Linked DNA regions of Mus musculus: all the other regions are linked to region 3. A link is a loop called in an ENCODE intact Hi-C map of the cell type or tissue named here. Cell type or tissue: heart. All regions are shown on one strand. Region 1 holds the start of LOC108167929 (a long non-coding RNA gene). Region 2 has its middle 9.3 kb from the start of Icam2. Region 3 holds the start of Gh (growth hormone).

Region 1 (5,000 bases), 63 kb before region 3:
AGAATTGAGTTGGAATTTTGATGGGGATTGCATTGAATCTGTAGATTGCTTTTGGCAGGATAACCATTTTGACTATATTAATCCTGCCAATCCATGAGCATGGGAGATCTTTCCATCTTCTTAGATCTTCAATTTCTTTCTTCAGAGACTTGAAGTTCTTATCATACAGATCTTTCACTTCCTTAGTTAGAATCACACCAAGGTATTTTATATTATTTGTGACTATATTATTTATTTATATGGTGTTCTGCCTGCATGTATGCCTGCAGGCCAGAAGAAGGCACCAGATCACATTATAGATGGTAAATGAGCCACTACCATGTGGTTGTTGGGAATTGAACTCAGGACCTCTGGAAGAACCAGTGCTCTTAACCTCTGAGCTATCTCTCCAGCCCCTCTCCCTCCCCTCTTCTTAAGACAAGGTTTCTCTGTGTTGTTCTGGAACTCATTCTGTAGACCAGACTGGCCTCAAACTCAGAAATCTGCCTGCCTTTGCCTCCCAAGTTCTGAGATTAAAAGCGTGTGTGACTGCTGTCCAGCGTGAGGGCCCAGTTTCTAAAGAAGCAAGGAGCCAGGATCTGAGGGGTGATAGAAATTAGGTATTGGCCTGCAGAATTCTGTGTCTGACGATGTATGGGCAAGGAGGAGTCTAGGAAACACACCAGCGAAAGCCGTTTGTCCCTGCCTACCTGCTCTCACTGGGCGACTTCTACCACTGCAGTTGTCCTTGAGTGCGGCGGGCATGTGGTTCTGTGTTAGCTGGTGGTACGCTGGGGACTTGTGAGCATGTGAGTGGTGCTGACGGGATGCTCAGGGGTGGAGATGTATTTCCAGAGTCCTACCCACTGGGACTGCAAGATGGAACGTCAGAGCCTTCCTCCTCACCTGAACCCTAGGTAGAAACTGAGGTGCCATCAGCCATAATATGATTAACCCAATAATCCTTGATACAAAATAGGAAGCTTAGCTCCATTCATCTCCTATACGTTTTTCCTGCCATCTGCAACAAAGTATCCATGCGACCATTCTACTTCAGCTGTGACTGGTGCCCAGATCCTCACAGTACTCAGCTCACACAACTGAATATCTCAGCCTTGCTCCCTCATATACGGTGACCCCCTCCCATTACTCTAATCCCTCATTTAAGAACATCCTACCCCATAGAGCTGTGACCAGAAAGAGGCAGAGACCAAAGGGGCAGGGATGTATGTGGAAGCGACAGATGACGCCAAGACACAGATGTTCTTACGCCTGTGTCACCGTTCTGTTGCTGTGAAGGGACACCATGCCCATTATAAAAGAAAACAGTTTCGGAGCCTTGAAAACGTGGTGAGTGTGGTAGCAGGCAGGCAGACATGGCGCTGAAGACGGAGCTGGGAGTTCTACCTCCTAGTCCACAGGCAGCAGGAAGAGAGAGACTCTGACCTTGGAATGGGTTTTTGAAACCTCAAAGCCAACACTTGTTGGAAGAAGGATGTCACTTCCTCCTCATCCTTCTAATCCTTTCAAATAGTGCCACTCCCTGGTGACTAAGCACTCAACTCTATGAGCCTATGGGGGCCATACTCATGCAAACCACCACATCACCCACCCAGTACCCACAAACAAGTGGCAATGTCCTGTCTAGGGGACAGTGACTAGTGACCTGAGACCACAGCAAGGCTAGAAGTGAGAGAAGGACCCTGAATGGCCTTGGGGAAGCCATCTGTGAAGAGTCTGAGAAGAAACTGTGTTTTCCTCTACATTCTGGAAGCAACCCCTTAGGAAGAAGCCAGGATTCCATTAGCAACAGAGCTCTGTAGAGACTGCTCCTCAGAAAGGACCCCAAGCCAGGCAGGGGCTGTGTATAAAAGAGACCAATGTGCTCACCTGGGTTTAGAAACTGCTCAGAGTCTCAAGTGGCTCTCCATGTCACCGATGCAGAGGGAGCTGAGAGGTGGAGAGTCGCAGGCCCAGCAAGAAATTCTGTAACCACAATCAGACAGGGCCACCCAGGAGGGGGGCTCAGTGACATCCGAGGCTCTGTCCACAGAGGTGCTAGAAAAGTCAAGGGTGGCTGTTGGTCAGGCCTCCCCGAGCCTACCAAAGCACACTGCACTCAGAGTTCAGTCTGCTGAGGGCTGGAAGCAACTGCCTGCAGCAGGAATAGACACGGCATGGCCAAGGCAGGCAGGCTACTTTGGAAGATCTGGAGCAGGAGGACAAGACAGAAACCACAGCACCTTCAGGCTGAGTTGAGGCACTTCTTAACAGCTCCACTAGGGGGCACCACCGCTACAGAGTGAACAGGGGAGCTAAGCCAATCTCGTTTTTTCCCAACCACAACCCCTCCCTGGGCTGGAAGGGACAGATGTCTTGCCAGCTGGGAGTTGGGGGAGGGGGTAGACAAATACTTCTTGGGACTTCTATGTGGTCCTGTTAAACAGTTGGGTGTAAATGTATGTGCATCTGTGTGTGGGTGTGGGGGTCCACACTGGGGGTGTACAGACTTGGTAAATACTTGATAAAAAAAAAATCTACTGGTAGAGCTAGCAGGTTCTGCTCATGTGAACAGAAGTGAGTATGTTGGCAAGCAAGTCACATTAGTGAAAATATGAATTCATGGACGTGCACACAGATATACCCTTCATAAAAGTCTGAAACATGTGGTGTTTGTGTTATCTGGCATGGGTGTGACTGAGAACATGGGATTTTGGGGGCAGGGGTGTAACTTGAAGGCTTGCACAAGTCTGTGGTGTGAGCCTGTGCGTGTGTGTGTGTGTGTGTGTGTGTGTGAAAGGTTCTTTGTATGTGTTGCATACAAATATGTTGCATGCAGCATTAGTGTGCAGTGAGCTCACATGTGAGCGTGCACCACAGTAAGTGTGAATGTGAGTGTGTAGACCAGCTTGTTCCCTGTGAACACTTGGAGAAGTGACTGTCAGGGAGATTGGGTACAAAAACGAGCCTGCGTATGTTTGTTGAGGTTAGGAGAGATCCTGGATGGGGGAAGTTCGTGTGTGTGTGTGTGTGTGTGTGTGTGTGTGTGTGTGTGTGTGTGTTCGTGCATGCGAGTGTGTGCTCCTGTATGGATAGGTGTGTCTTGGTCAGTGTGGTCCCAGAACCCAGGCAGTTGCAGGGGAAGCCTGGAACACGCCGAGAGAAAAGAGTGGCTGAGGCACCCACCTGAAGATTGGCCCAGTCCTCAGGTTTCACTCATGACTCTGTGACATCAGCGGTAGCAGCTGTCCTTGCCGGCCCGGCCCCCCAGCCAAGTCCCCCAGAGCTCCAGCCCCAGCCTGAGGTGGGCACGGCACCCGGGGCTCTCGTCTGCCACCGCTCTTCTCTGCTTCTGGCCAACAGTGAGTACTGTGTCTTTCTGTGCCAGCCCAGCCTGGTTCCCCCAGGGGTGGGTCACCCCAAAAGACAGGTGACCCTGGCCTCAACCCCAGCATGGGTCTAAGGAAGTCACCACTTTGCTACCGCTCCGCTGATCTGTTTGCGCCCGGCTCTCCTGTCTGCACCCGGACCCCACTCTGCCCTGTCAAAACCTCCTTGTACCCTGACCCTCTCTGTCCCCAAACTTGCCTTCTCTGGTCTGTCTTCTGTTCTCTCTGCCCCTGCCTAGCTGAACTTTCCCTGAGCAAGAGTCCTCATTCCCGTTACAAATGTGACTGAAAGTTAGCTCCAGACAGGCATAGGATGACCCAAAGGATAGGGCCCAGGCTGTAGTTTCTTCAGGAAGGGACATGACGGGGAACCAAAACAGTGACTCGGCTTGGCCTGTTTGCTAAGGAGCAGGGAGGTGGAGAGTGGAGGAGGAGAGCGGCTGGAGGCTGGGTGGGGGTAGGGTGGCGGCGGTGGCGGCTCCTTTGCTCTATTGAAAGAGGAATCTGTGAGATGCCAGCAGAGGACACATCCCGGCTGTCACTAGGCAAGGCTCTGCCCACTGTCCCGCCCTCCTCCAGCCCTCTCTGCCAGCCACAGGCCTCTTTTCCTAGCGAATCTGGAAGGGGTGGGGGTGGGCAGAGGTGTAGTCCTACACAGCAGAGGGGGAACGCTGGAGACCAAGACAGCCCTGAGTACGCTCAGGAGGATGCATGGGTTCCTAATGTAGGTCAGGGGACCTCAACCCCTTTCACCCCCTTTACTAAGAATAGAGCCCTCGGGACACCAGGACAGAGGGTAGGCAGTAATAGCTGATAGAGAAGAGGTGTGCCAGGGCTGGAGGGGCTAGCACTAGTTGGGTTGTTTACCAGAAGGGTCAACTTGGTAAAAGGTATCAAAGCATTATAGTCTTAGCTGGGCGTAGTGGTCTCTAATTCCAGAAAGCTGAGGCAGGAGGATTGCCATGAATTCAAGGCCAGTCTGGGTAACATATGACTCCATGTGGGTAGAGATCTCCAAGATAGAGCAGTGTGGGGCTAGGCTATGCCCAAGGGTTCAGAGCCTCTACTGTCAGGAGGCAGCCCCCCACCCCCACCCCCACCCGGGAGGGAACCCTCCACCTGTCCCCTCCTCTCCCTTACCTCCGGAAGGTTGCACATGAACAAGTCACTCAGCAGAGCCTGGAAGGCTAGAGGCACACACGGGGAGCCTTTGCTGAGGCCCTGCCAATGAACAGGTCAGGGAGTTGGGGAGGGAGAGGGGTTGAGCTTTAGGGAACAAGGTATGTCACCAGCTGTAGCTGTGTCAGGAGGATCCTAACAGTGGCGGAGGCTGAGTAAGCACTGTGTGTGGTAGGGTTGGAAATAGGGGTAGGTAGGGGTGTTCCTCCAAGTCCTCTGTCTAGAGCAGGAGGTATGGCCTTCTGTGGCAGGGACAGGGACAGCAGTGGCCACTATGCTACCTTTTGCAGTCACATTAACTATGTAGGATGTAGAAGAAGCTAAATATCCCAGGACTTTTGAACCTGCCATGTCAGGCAGGGTATCCAAAGATAAGCCAGGCCTGTGTCCCCACCCAGTGCCCAGGTAACAGAGGACAGAAACTCCAGGCCCTGTGTCTGGTGATCACAGAAG
Region 2 (5,000 bases), 89 kb before region 3:
TCCAGAGCTATAACATCCTCCTTGGGGGCTGTTGAAGAAAAAACTGCCTTGGAATGTTTCAGGAAATTTCCTGAAGCGCCCTTTATTGAATTTCAGGAAGGTAGCCCATTGGGACCAACCTACTTCAGAGTGGGAATTAGATTTCCAAGTGAATAGGATTCTGGACTAAGGTACCTGGGAAGAGAGAAGATTAACTCCAGCCACCAACTGAAGAGTACACTGGGGAACCCATGGCTCCAGCTGGATATGTAGCAGAGGACTGCCTTATCAGGCATCACTGGGAGGGGAGCCCCTTGGTCCAGTGGAGGCTTGATAGGGGAACGCTAGGCTGCTAAGGCAGGAGTGGGGGGGGAGCATCCTCATAGAGGCAGGGGGAGGGGAGGGGGGCTTGTGGAGGGGAAACTGGGAAGGGGGATAACATTTGAAATGTAAATAAATAAAATAACTAATTTTTAAAAAGCACTAGGGAAGAGGGACCGTCCAACCTGGACCATGTTAGCAGCTCACACGACAGCCATGTCCCCACGGGATGTGCCAATGCAGCCTGCAGTCCATTTAGAATCTCCCTGTGCTTCCTCATCCTCCTGTCTAGAGAAGTCATGGAGGCTCCCAGGGCTCTTGCCCCAAGTCAAGGACTGTTTACAAAGCGCACACCCCAGGACCTCACTAGCCTCAGAACATCTTGTCAGACACTGGAGATGCTAACCATCCCTCCTACTTCATGCCTCAGGAGCCTAGAAGGTCCTGAGGCTTGTGGTCATATCTTTTCAAGTTTTAAATCTTGAACCCAGCCACATCCTCAGGAGACCAACCTCTTCCATGACCCAAAAAAGCCTATTGAGGTTTGGTCCCCAGAAGGACACTTACTGGGAGGTGGTAGAGACCTCAATTCTGTGAGTGGTGGTGCAAGGAGGGGGACAGTTAGGTAGTTTCCAAGTGTGCCCTTAAGAGGATTTGGCCACCTCCCCTTCCTCTGTTTTCTGGTTACAAAGTAAGTAGTTCATTCCTTTGGCCTCAGGGCAGCTAGAAAGGCGACTGACAAGTAGACTGGGAGGGAGGCCAGGTCTATGCCTCAGAACTCTACGATATCCTTACAGTCAGTCACCCAGCCCCTACTTCCAGGAACTGCCATCCTGATCTCCACCGAGTTCCAGAGTAACAGGCGTGAGTAGTCTGGGAGGAGCAAAGGAGTCTGGGAAAGCCAGGATCCAGTACTGTCTCTCCCTCCACAGTGAGAGATCACAGTCCCTGTAAACGACCAAGGAGGTCAAAAGGGTTGCTGCCAGGCCCCACCACAAAGGATGACTCTATTTGCAGCTGCTCACTGGCTTAAAAAAAGAACAACCCCAGGCTGGAGAGATGGCTCATCGGTTAAGAGCACTGCCTGCTCTCCCAGAGGTCCTGAGTTCAAGTCCTAGCACCCACGTGATGGCTCACACCCATCTGTAATAGGATCCAGTGCCCTCTTCTGGTGTGTCTAAAGACAGCGATGACAGTGTACTCATGTATACAAGATAAATAAAAAGAAAAGATTCAGTTAATAATTAAAAAAAAAAAGCAAACAAGCTGTGTAAACCCTGTGCTTGTTGGATTTTCCCCTTGCCAAACATGCAGTCTTGGGCTCTTCCAAAGGAAAGAGTGTATCCTCCCTCCTAGTCTCCAGTTGAGCTCACTGGTTTTATTTAGCCGTGAAATAGAAAAGGGGCTGGGCGTGGTCATACTTGCCTTTAATCGCAGCACTCCAGAGGCAGGCAGATCTCTGTGAGTTTAAAGGTCAGCCTGATCTACATAGCCAGTTCCAGGTCAGCCAGGGCTGTGTAGTAAGATCTTGTCTGGGGGGGGGGGGAGAAAAAAGGGGGTGGGGTGGGGGAGGCTGAGGCAAGAGGATTGCCAGGAGGAGTTCAAGTCCAGCCTGGTCCTCATAGGCACCTCCTGCATGTCTGCATGTCCTCTTCTCAGCTTTTCAGTTCCTGGATGTTTATGGATGTGTTCTTTTACGTCTATATTATTCTCCTTAAAAACAGTCCCTCGGGGGCCTAGAGAGAGAGCATACTGGTTTCCAGAGGAACCCAATTCAGTTCCCAGCACCCACATGGCATATTCCACAGTCACTCGTAACTCCAGTTCCAGGGGGACCCAATACCTTCTTCTGGCTTCTGTGAGCACCTGGACTCATGTATACATACCCTTATGCAGACAAAACACATAGACAAATAAATAAAACTAAGATTACCAAACTGCCTGGTGACTCACACCCTTCGGAGGCTTGAGGCAGGATTGCCATGAGGTCTAAACTTACCTAGGCTATCCAGTGAATTTCAGGCCAGCCTGGACTACAGGGTGAAATCCTTTCTCAAAACACAGTTTCTCAGGGACTCGTCTGCATCCCAATCCACTTTTGAACACAAAGGAACGTTGGGGCAGCCACCCAGCCCAGAGATGTAATTCTCATGCCTTTTAGAGAAGGTGGTGGCAGGATGCTTACTTTCTCCACCACTAGATGGCACTCATGTGCTGTCCATCCCCAGATCTCCTGCAGTGGCTTGTTCTTAGTGTGGCCACTCGCATGACCAGCCTGAATGCTGATCTGACTCCTCACCCTGCAGTGGGATTCCCCTGAAATGAGGCTGGGGTCCAGACCAAGGGAGACAAAGAGACCTAGCTTTCCTTTTTCTTTTCAAACGGTTTTTATTTAGTTTGTTTTTATGTATGTGGGTGTTTTGTCTGTATACCACATATATGAAATAACCACAGAGGTCAGAAGAGGGTGTCAGATCCCAATGGGACTAGTGTTACAGTTGTGATCCAGTGAGTGCTCTTAACCACTGAACCATCTTTCCCCCCAGGGACCCAGCTTTCTAAACCCAACTCCTTCGTCGGCTGATAGGTTTTTTAATAACCCCATAGCCACAAGCTTTCCCATTACAAGTTAACATTGGCCAGAATATATGCCACCCCTGTCCCTTGAAGAGTGAAGGTGATCCTGGAACTGGGCATTCCAAGAACCCCTGCAACAGTACAGGTGCCACTGTGTCCTTGAACAGAGGCTACGAGGACACAGATACCAACTGGAGCTACCAATCTCCGTTGTGTGCCTCTATTTACAAACTCTTGTTCGATGGTTTTACAAATTATCTGTGTAACCCAGGATTCCAGACTGACCCACAGCCTCTTATTTGGGCTCTCGGCCAATGAGTTTCCAGTTTACTGTGAAACTCTAGCCTTCTCCGTCCTGATCAACACCTTACTCTGCTTTCTGCATGTGGTTCGTTGGATATTATTTACTTAGCTCTTCTTCACTCTGCTAAAACAACGTATACACCTGTCACCTCTTACACCGGCTGGTTTTGTGTGTCAACTTGACACAAGTTAGAGTCATCAGAGAGAAGGAGCCTCAGTTGAGAAAATGCCTCCGTGAGATCCAGCTGTAAGGCATTTTCTTTATTACTGATCAGTGGGGGAGGGCCCAGCCCATGGTGGGTGGTGTCATCCCTGGACTAGTGGTCCTGGGTTCTATAAGAACACAGGCTGAGCAAGCCAGGAGAAGCAAGCCAGGAAGCCACACCCTCCATGGCCTGTGCATCAGCTCCTGCTTCCAGGTTCCAGCCCTGCTTGAGTTCCTGTCCTGACTTCCTCCAATGATGGATTATGATCTGGAAGTGTTAACGCTGAATAAACCCTTTCCTCCCCAACTTGCTTTTTGGTCGTGGTGTTTCATCACAGCAATAGAAACCTTAATTAAGATACTTCTCTACCCACCAAGGGAAAAGAGGGTGGGGGATCAACTCAGAATAAACAAACCATTAACAGTGTGCCCACGCTGAGCCAGTGATAGCATAGATATCCCGATTGCTCTCTACAGGGTGGAGTGCAAGTGTGTGTTTAGAGTAGAGAATATGCGAGAACATCCCAGCTGTCCTTTCCCATCTCAAAAGAGACTATAGGACTTTGCTTAGTGTCATGAGAGGTGACTCCTACCATATGTGTCCATCATTGCCATACACCGTCCTTCCTAGAAGCTAAACCAATGCCTCCTCTCCCCGACATCTAGGACTTTAAACCTCTAAAACTGAACTAAATATTTTTTTTTCCTTTCTAAGTTTGATCAGCAGGGCTGGAGAAATGGATAATTGGTTAAGAGCATTAGCTACTCTTCCAAAGGACCAGGGTTCAATTCCCACCACTGACATGGTGGCTAACAACTACCTGTAACTCCATTTCCAGGGAATCTGATGCCCTCTTCTAGCCTCTATGTGCACCAGGCTTGCATGATATACACAGACGTATACACATAATAAAAGAAAAAACCCACATATATTATACCTCAGGTGTTTTGTTGTAAAAATATGATGCTGACTGATACAGATGTCTACCCCAATTTATGTCTACAACAGATGCCTCTAAAACATATGGCAGGATATTTTAAAGTTAATTTGAAGTCAGGCATTGTGGCCTGACTTTAGTCCTAGTACCCCAGAGGCAGAGGCAGGACTATCTTTGCATTCAGCTAAGCCTGATCTACAGAGTGATCAGGGCAGCCAGGGCTACACAGAGAAACCTGATCTGGTGGGGAGGGCGTTTGTTGGGGGGTGGGGGGAATTGCTTTGAAGAAATTGAGGCACAAAAGCACCAAGAGAAATTGTTCCAGAGTCAGCAGACCCCAGCATTCTTGGTTGGCATTCATTCACAGACTGAACATTCTGTGGACTCCTGATAAGATCTAATTTGTGACTTTGCTGAGCCAGAGCTTTAGCCGGTATAGGCTGTGAAACTGATCCATGGGGACAAGATCCTTTGCTTTTGAGTGAACCTAGCTGGCTGGTTTCCCAGGACCCACCCCTAGCGCCTGGCTTCCTCCTTGTTAAAACAAAACCTCCCTGCTGGAGTAAATGACTTGCTAGTTGAGGCTACAGACTTGAAGAAATTTTGGGTGATGATTCTTAGTCACTAAGAACTTTTAGTGGAGTGCAGGACATAGCCAGAGAAGAGGGTGCTCTGTG
Region 3 (5,000 bases):
CAGGACAGCCAGGGCTCTGTTACACAGAGAAACCCTGAGTGCTAAGACTCATGTACCAGCTTACACAGCATTCAGGATGCTGAGGCAGGAGGATCACAAGTCTGAAGCCAGCCTGGGCTACACAGTGAGTTCCAAAGTAGCCTGAACAAGAATATGTATGTGCATTTTTGTGTAGTATATGTATGTATGTGAATGCAATAACCAATCCTGACCTCCAAAAGAGGACAGAGCAAGAAGTGGAAAGGGCAGGCTTCATATTCCCAGTGAGGAGTGTGCAGAGCTACCCCTGACCCTCCTGAGGTCATTCCCACCACCAGAATTAGAAAAATGAGACTGCTTCCACCCAGAGACTTGAACCTCAAGGTGTAGAAAACGCTGCTTTTGGAGCAGGTCTATGACCTTGTCTAGTAGGTTTGGAGAATCCCAGAGACAGTCAAGTCTGGAAACACAAAGTGCTTCCAAACATAGAAGCCCATGGACCCAAAGTTTTAAGGGGTGTTCTCTGTGTATGCCTGTATCCGTTCATGTATGTGCATGCGTGTGTGCACCTGTGTGTGGAAGCCAGAAGTCAGCAGACAGTTTCTCCAGCACTGTCCACTCTGTTTCACTTTCACTGTTTTGTTTTGAAGTTTTGTGTATGTGTGTATGTATGTGTATTTGAGTGTGTGTGTGTGTGTGTGTGTGTGTGTGTGTGTGTGTGTACATGAATGCAGGAGAGCATGGAGACGGGAGGAGAGCATTGGATCCTCTGGAACTATAGTTACAAGCAGTTGTGAGTGGCCCCATGGAGATACTAGGAACCGAACTTGGGTCTTCTGCAAGAGCAGTCTGTGCTCTGAAGCTATCACTCCAGCCCCTTGTTTTTAGTGAAAGGGTCTTTTACTGAACCTGAAACTCATAGATCCATCTAGAGCAGTTCCAGGCATCCTGCTGTCTCTGCCTCTCTAGCACTGGGATTAAAGTATACAGAGCCACCCCTGATTTACAAAGTCTGGATGCTGGGGATCCAGGCTAGGGTCTTCATGCTTATGAAGCAAGCTCTCTAATGACCAAGCCATCACTCCAGCTCTAAAATGGATATTTCTTAGAGACAACTGGAGCTGTCAGTCTGAACTTTTGAAGGCTGGGATCAGAGATGCTGGTCACACTGTTTGGCAGCCTCTAAGCCTGAAGTTTTCAGAGGTCTCAGTGGTACACCAAGATTGGGCAACTTTCCAGAAGTACTGAACAAACCCTAAGTTAAGTCAAAACTTAGCTTCTAGTAGCAATGAATTCTGGTTTTGGTCTCTGCCACCAGACATCTTAAAATGGTCCAGACTAGAGAAAAGATCACCAACTCACTCTGATCTCACATTTATCTCAGCTCACCCTTCTGGGCCTAGAGCTTATAATACTAATGTTCTATAAAGATATCCCCAGGGGTCCCCCAAGATCTTCTGGGCAACTCCATTCTGAGGTCACTTCAGTTCTGATGTGGCAAGAGAAGATGTCAACAACCCTGTCCCTCAGGGGTACCTTCTTTCTCAGCGCCTGTATCTTTGGTTAGCCCCTGGAGCCTTCCCCAGACCTAGCCCTTAAGGCCATAGCAGCCTCCTAAGAGTGCTGGACAAATCAGGGAAAGCTGTTGGGAAATGCTTGTGGGATGTTTATATCTGTTGGTCCTCCATGGGGAGAGGTGTAGAGGCCCCGACATTTACATTGTAGCCCCCAGGGACATGATTTTTCAATGTTGGTTGCTGACATCACAACCAAGTACTTATGGAGAGATTCGCTTGCTTGTGTGTTTTCATACTGGATCAAACATTAAACATCCTGAGATCCAAAGGTAAGAGATCTAGCCACAGGGAGTGCTGGGGATTCGGGTCCTGGTGATCTTCACATGCTGACATAGCTCAGCCCTTTTTGGCCCTGGCTTTGTCCTGTTGTGGGCTTTCCCATCTGCAACCCATGCTCCTGGGCCATTTTCCTATGGGCCAGGGAAAACAAGATGGGGTGAAGGCACCCTTACATTTAGGGGCAAGACCTAGTACTCAGAAGGATTCAGAAACTGAAATAGCTGGGTGATACCACACAGGTGCTAGGGATAAGGGGCCTTGAGCCATGGACCATGGGAACTACAAAGCTGAAGGAGCTGCTGCCTCAGCAGAACCAGCGCTTGAATTTGTTCTTTCAGAACCTCAGTCTCTTCCTCTGAAAAATGGGTGTGTTGTGTATCCCACATTCCCAAGTCAGCCATGGGACCAAATGTGAGCGTGTGGGTTTTGCCTCCTGAGAAACTCAGGGGAGCAGAATGCTACAGTGGGTGAATTGGATTCTTTCAGAGAGCCCACCCTGTTTCCCACATCAGCCAGAAGGCTCAAAACCCTGAAGAGCTTTCTGAACTTTGAGGTGCCCAAAGCTTCAGGGCTGTATGGGAAGCACCTGAGGTCCAAGTCCGTTTACAAGAATTTTGTTTTTTGGTTTACAGCTGCTTGGCCGGTCCAAGGAGCAGGTTTGGGTCCTGTGCTCCACAGACCTAAGGGTTACCTTAGAGCTTATGGGAGAGCATTGTGTGTGGACAGTGGACAGTGCCCTCTAGTGCTCAGTGTTAGCACTACATCCAGTTGCCCTCCACCAGTTTATGCTGCTGAGGAAGTCTTTCTTTTCCCAACAGCAGTGTCTCTCCCTCTCCCACCCCCTCTCCCTCTCCCTCCCCCTCCCCCTCCCCCTCCCCCTCCCCCTCCCCCCCTAGGTTATTTTTATTTTTACTGGTGTGTATGTGTGTGAGTCTATGTCACATGTATGAGAGTGCTTGTGGAGACCAGAAGAGGGCATCAGAAGAGCCCCTAGAACTGGAGTATAGGTGGTTGTGAGCCACTTGTCATGGGTGTTGGGAACCAAACTCAGGTTCTCTGGAAGAACAACAAGCTCCCTTATCATATAAGCCATCTCTAAATCCAGGACATTTTTTTTTTTTTTTTTGAGATTTAGAGATTCAAGGAGGAGGAACAATAGGAGGAAGAAGGGGACAGAATAAGGCCAACAAAATGACCAAGGAGGTATAGGCACTTGAAGCCAAACCTAAGTACCTGAGTTCAATCCCTGGGACCCACATGATGGAAAGATGGAATCGATCCCCAAAAGTTATCTTCTGATCCCTATATGCACACACTTGAGGATGGACAGACAAAGAGACAGACACACAAACACACACAAATGTAACTGAAAAAGAAACCTCTATGGGGACATCGCCTTCTTGGAGAGGCTCTGTTGCCCCTCATCCTAGTGAACAAACAACTCCTACTCCCTGCCAGAGTATCCTACCCTTGGATTCAAAATGGTCTCAGAGGACACACCGGGTGGGCTCTGTCGCTGGGATCTTGCATAACCAATGCCCATAAGCCTGGCAAAGGTGGCGATGAGACGATAAGGTCAGGGACATGACCGCAGAAGAGGAGTGGGGACGCGATGAGTGGGAGGAGCTTCTAAATTATCCATCAGCACAAGCTGTCAGTGGCCCCAGCCATGAATAAATGTATAGGGGGAAAGGCAGGAGCCTTGGGGTCGAGGAAAACAGGTAGGGTATAAAAAGGGCACGCAAGGGACCAAGTCCAGCATCCTAGAGTCCAGATTCCAAACTGCTCAGAGTCCTGTGGACAGATCACTGCTTGGCAATGGCTACAGGTAAGCATGCGCAAATCCCGCTGGGTGTGGTTTGGGACCCAGGGCCCCTGAAGATGGATCTGAGGCTTCTAATGTGAGTGCGTTCCAACTTCTGCCATGTTGGGAATACTCTGGGTCCCTATGGGGATTGGGAGAGATCGGCCATTGCTCCCAGGTTTCTCCTGCCCTCCTGTCTCTCTCTAGACTCTCGGACCTCCTGGCTCCTGACCGTCAGCCTGCTCTGCCTGCTCTGGCCTCAGGAGGCTAGTGCTTTTCCCGCCATGCCCTTGTCCAGTCTGTTTTCTAATGCTGTGCTCCGAGCCCAGCACCTGCACCAGCTGGCTGCTGACACCTACAAAGAGTTCGTAAGTTCCCCAGAGATGGGTGCCCGTTTGTGGAAGCAGGAAGGGGCAGGTCCTACCCCATACTCCTGCCCCCAGGAAGTCATTGAGGGAAACTATGGGGTAGGGGAATCTTAGCCAATGCTGTACCATAGTAATGATGGTGACGAGACACAAGCTGGTCCCTCAGTGACCACCCTTCTTCCAGGAGCGTGCCTACATTCCCGAGGGACAGCGCTATTCCATTCAGAATGCCCAGGCTGCTTTCTGCTTCTCAGAGACCATCCCGGCCCCCACAGGCAAGGAGGAGGCCCAGCAGAGAACCGTGAGTAGTCCCAGGCCTTGTCTGCACAAATCCTCGTTTCCCTCCATGCAGCCCTAACTGCACTCCAGGCCAGGGACCAGCTCCTCCCTGAAGCTGGGGTAACCTGGGAGTCCCAGGCAGAGGTCACTAGGCAATACACTAACCCCAGCCCTTTTTTTCCCCCCTCAGGACATGGAATTGCTTCGCTTCTCGCTGCTGCTCATCCAGTCATGGCTGGGGCCCGTGCAGTTCCTCAGCAGGATTTTCACCAACAGCCTGATGTTCGGCACCTCGGACCGTGTCTATGAGAAACTGAAGGACCTGGAAGAGGGCATCCAGGCTCTGATGCAGGTGAGGATGGACTAGCCTGGGGTTATGCCTGGAGCCTAGGTGGGGCTCACTGTCCTCTGTTTTACCGGTCAGCCCTTAGACCCTTGAGAAGGCTTCTTCTTCTTCATTTTCCTTTATGAAGCCTCCAGGCTTTTCCTTCGGTCCTGGGGTGGAGGGAGGCACAGCTCCCGAGTCTCCTGCCCTTCTTTCCCACGACAGGAGCTGGAAGATGGCAGCCCCCGTGTTGGGCAGATCCTCAAGCAAACCTATGACAAGTTTGACGCCAACATGCGCAGCGACGACGCGCTGCTCAAAAACTATGGGCTGCTCTCCTGCTTCAAGAAGGACCTGCACAAAGCGGAGACCTACCTGCGGGTCATGAA

The links. Hi-C counts contacts between places; a loop is a spot of excess contacts. Peaks named below come from ENCODE experiments on the same cell type or tissue, not always from the same donor. Only the 100,000 strongest peaks of a DNase experiment are listed, where the experiment ranks them.
Region 1: a loop joins it to region 3, with 4 times the contacts of the local background. A loop is called at or near these places in 11 of 42 quality-filtered maps.
Region 2: a loop joins it to region 3, with 7 times the contacts of the local background. A loop is called at or near these places in 15 of 42 quality-filtered maps.

Annotation. Positions count from the first base shown.
Region 1 is chr11:106,363,816-106,368,815 of GRCm38, reverse strand. It overlaps LOC108167929 (a long non-coding RNA gene), which reads right to left and starts at 3,252. Exons shown (of 3, transcript XR_001780342.2): 1 at 3,166-3,252; 2 at 1,870-2,037. It also overlaps a transcript of Scn4a not described here. In heart, CTCF peaks have their summits at 242 (motif pointing right) and 2,257 (motif pointing right); DNase peaks (open chromatin) are centred at 2,245, 3,238 and 3,885; H3K4me3 peaks cover 1,112 bases; H3K27ac peaks cover 2,187 bases.
Region 2 is chr11:106,389,538-106,394,537 of GRCm38, reverse strand. No RefSeq gene overlaps it. Among named protein-coding and RNA genes, the nearest start is that of Icam2, 9.3 kb to the right of the region's middle. In heart, no CTCF peak of the experiment used is centred here; DNase peaks (open chromatin) are centred at 2,507, 3,547 and 4,827; H3K27ac peaks cover 327 bases.
Region 3 is chr11:106,300,403-106,305,402 of GRCm38, reverse strand. Gh (growth hormone) reads left to right here and starts at 3,507. Exons shown (of 5, transcript NM_008117.3): 1 at 3,507-3,663; 2 at 3,847-4,007; 3 at 4,192-4,308; 4 at 4,477-4,638; 5 at 4,837-5,000. The coding sequence starts at 3,654. In heart, CTCF peaks have their summits at 2,366 and 2,566 (motif pointing left); no DNase peak of the experiment used is centred here.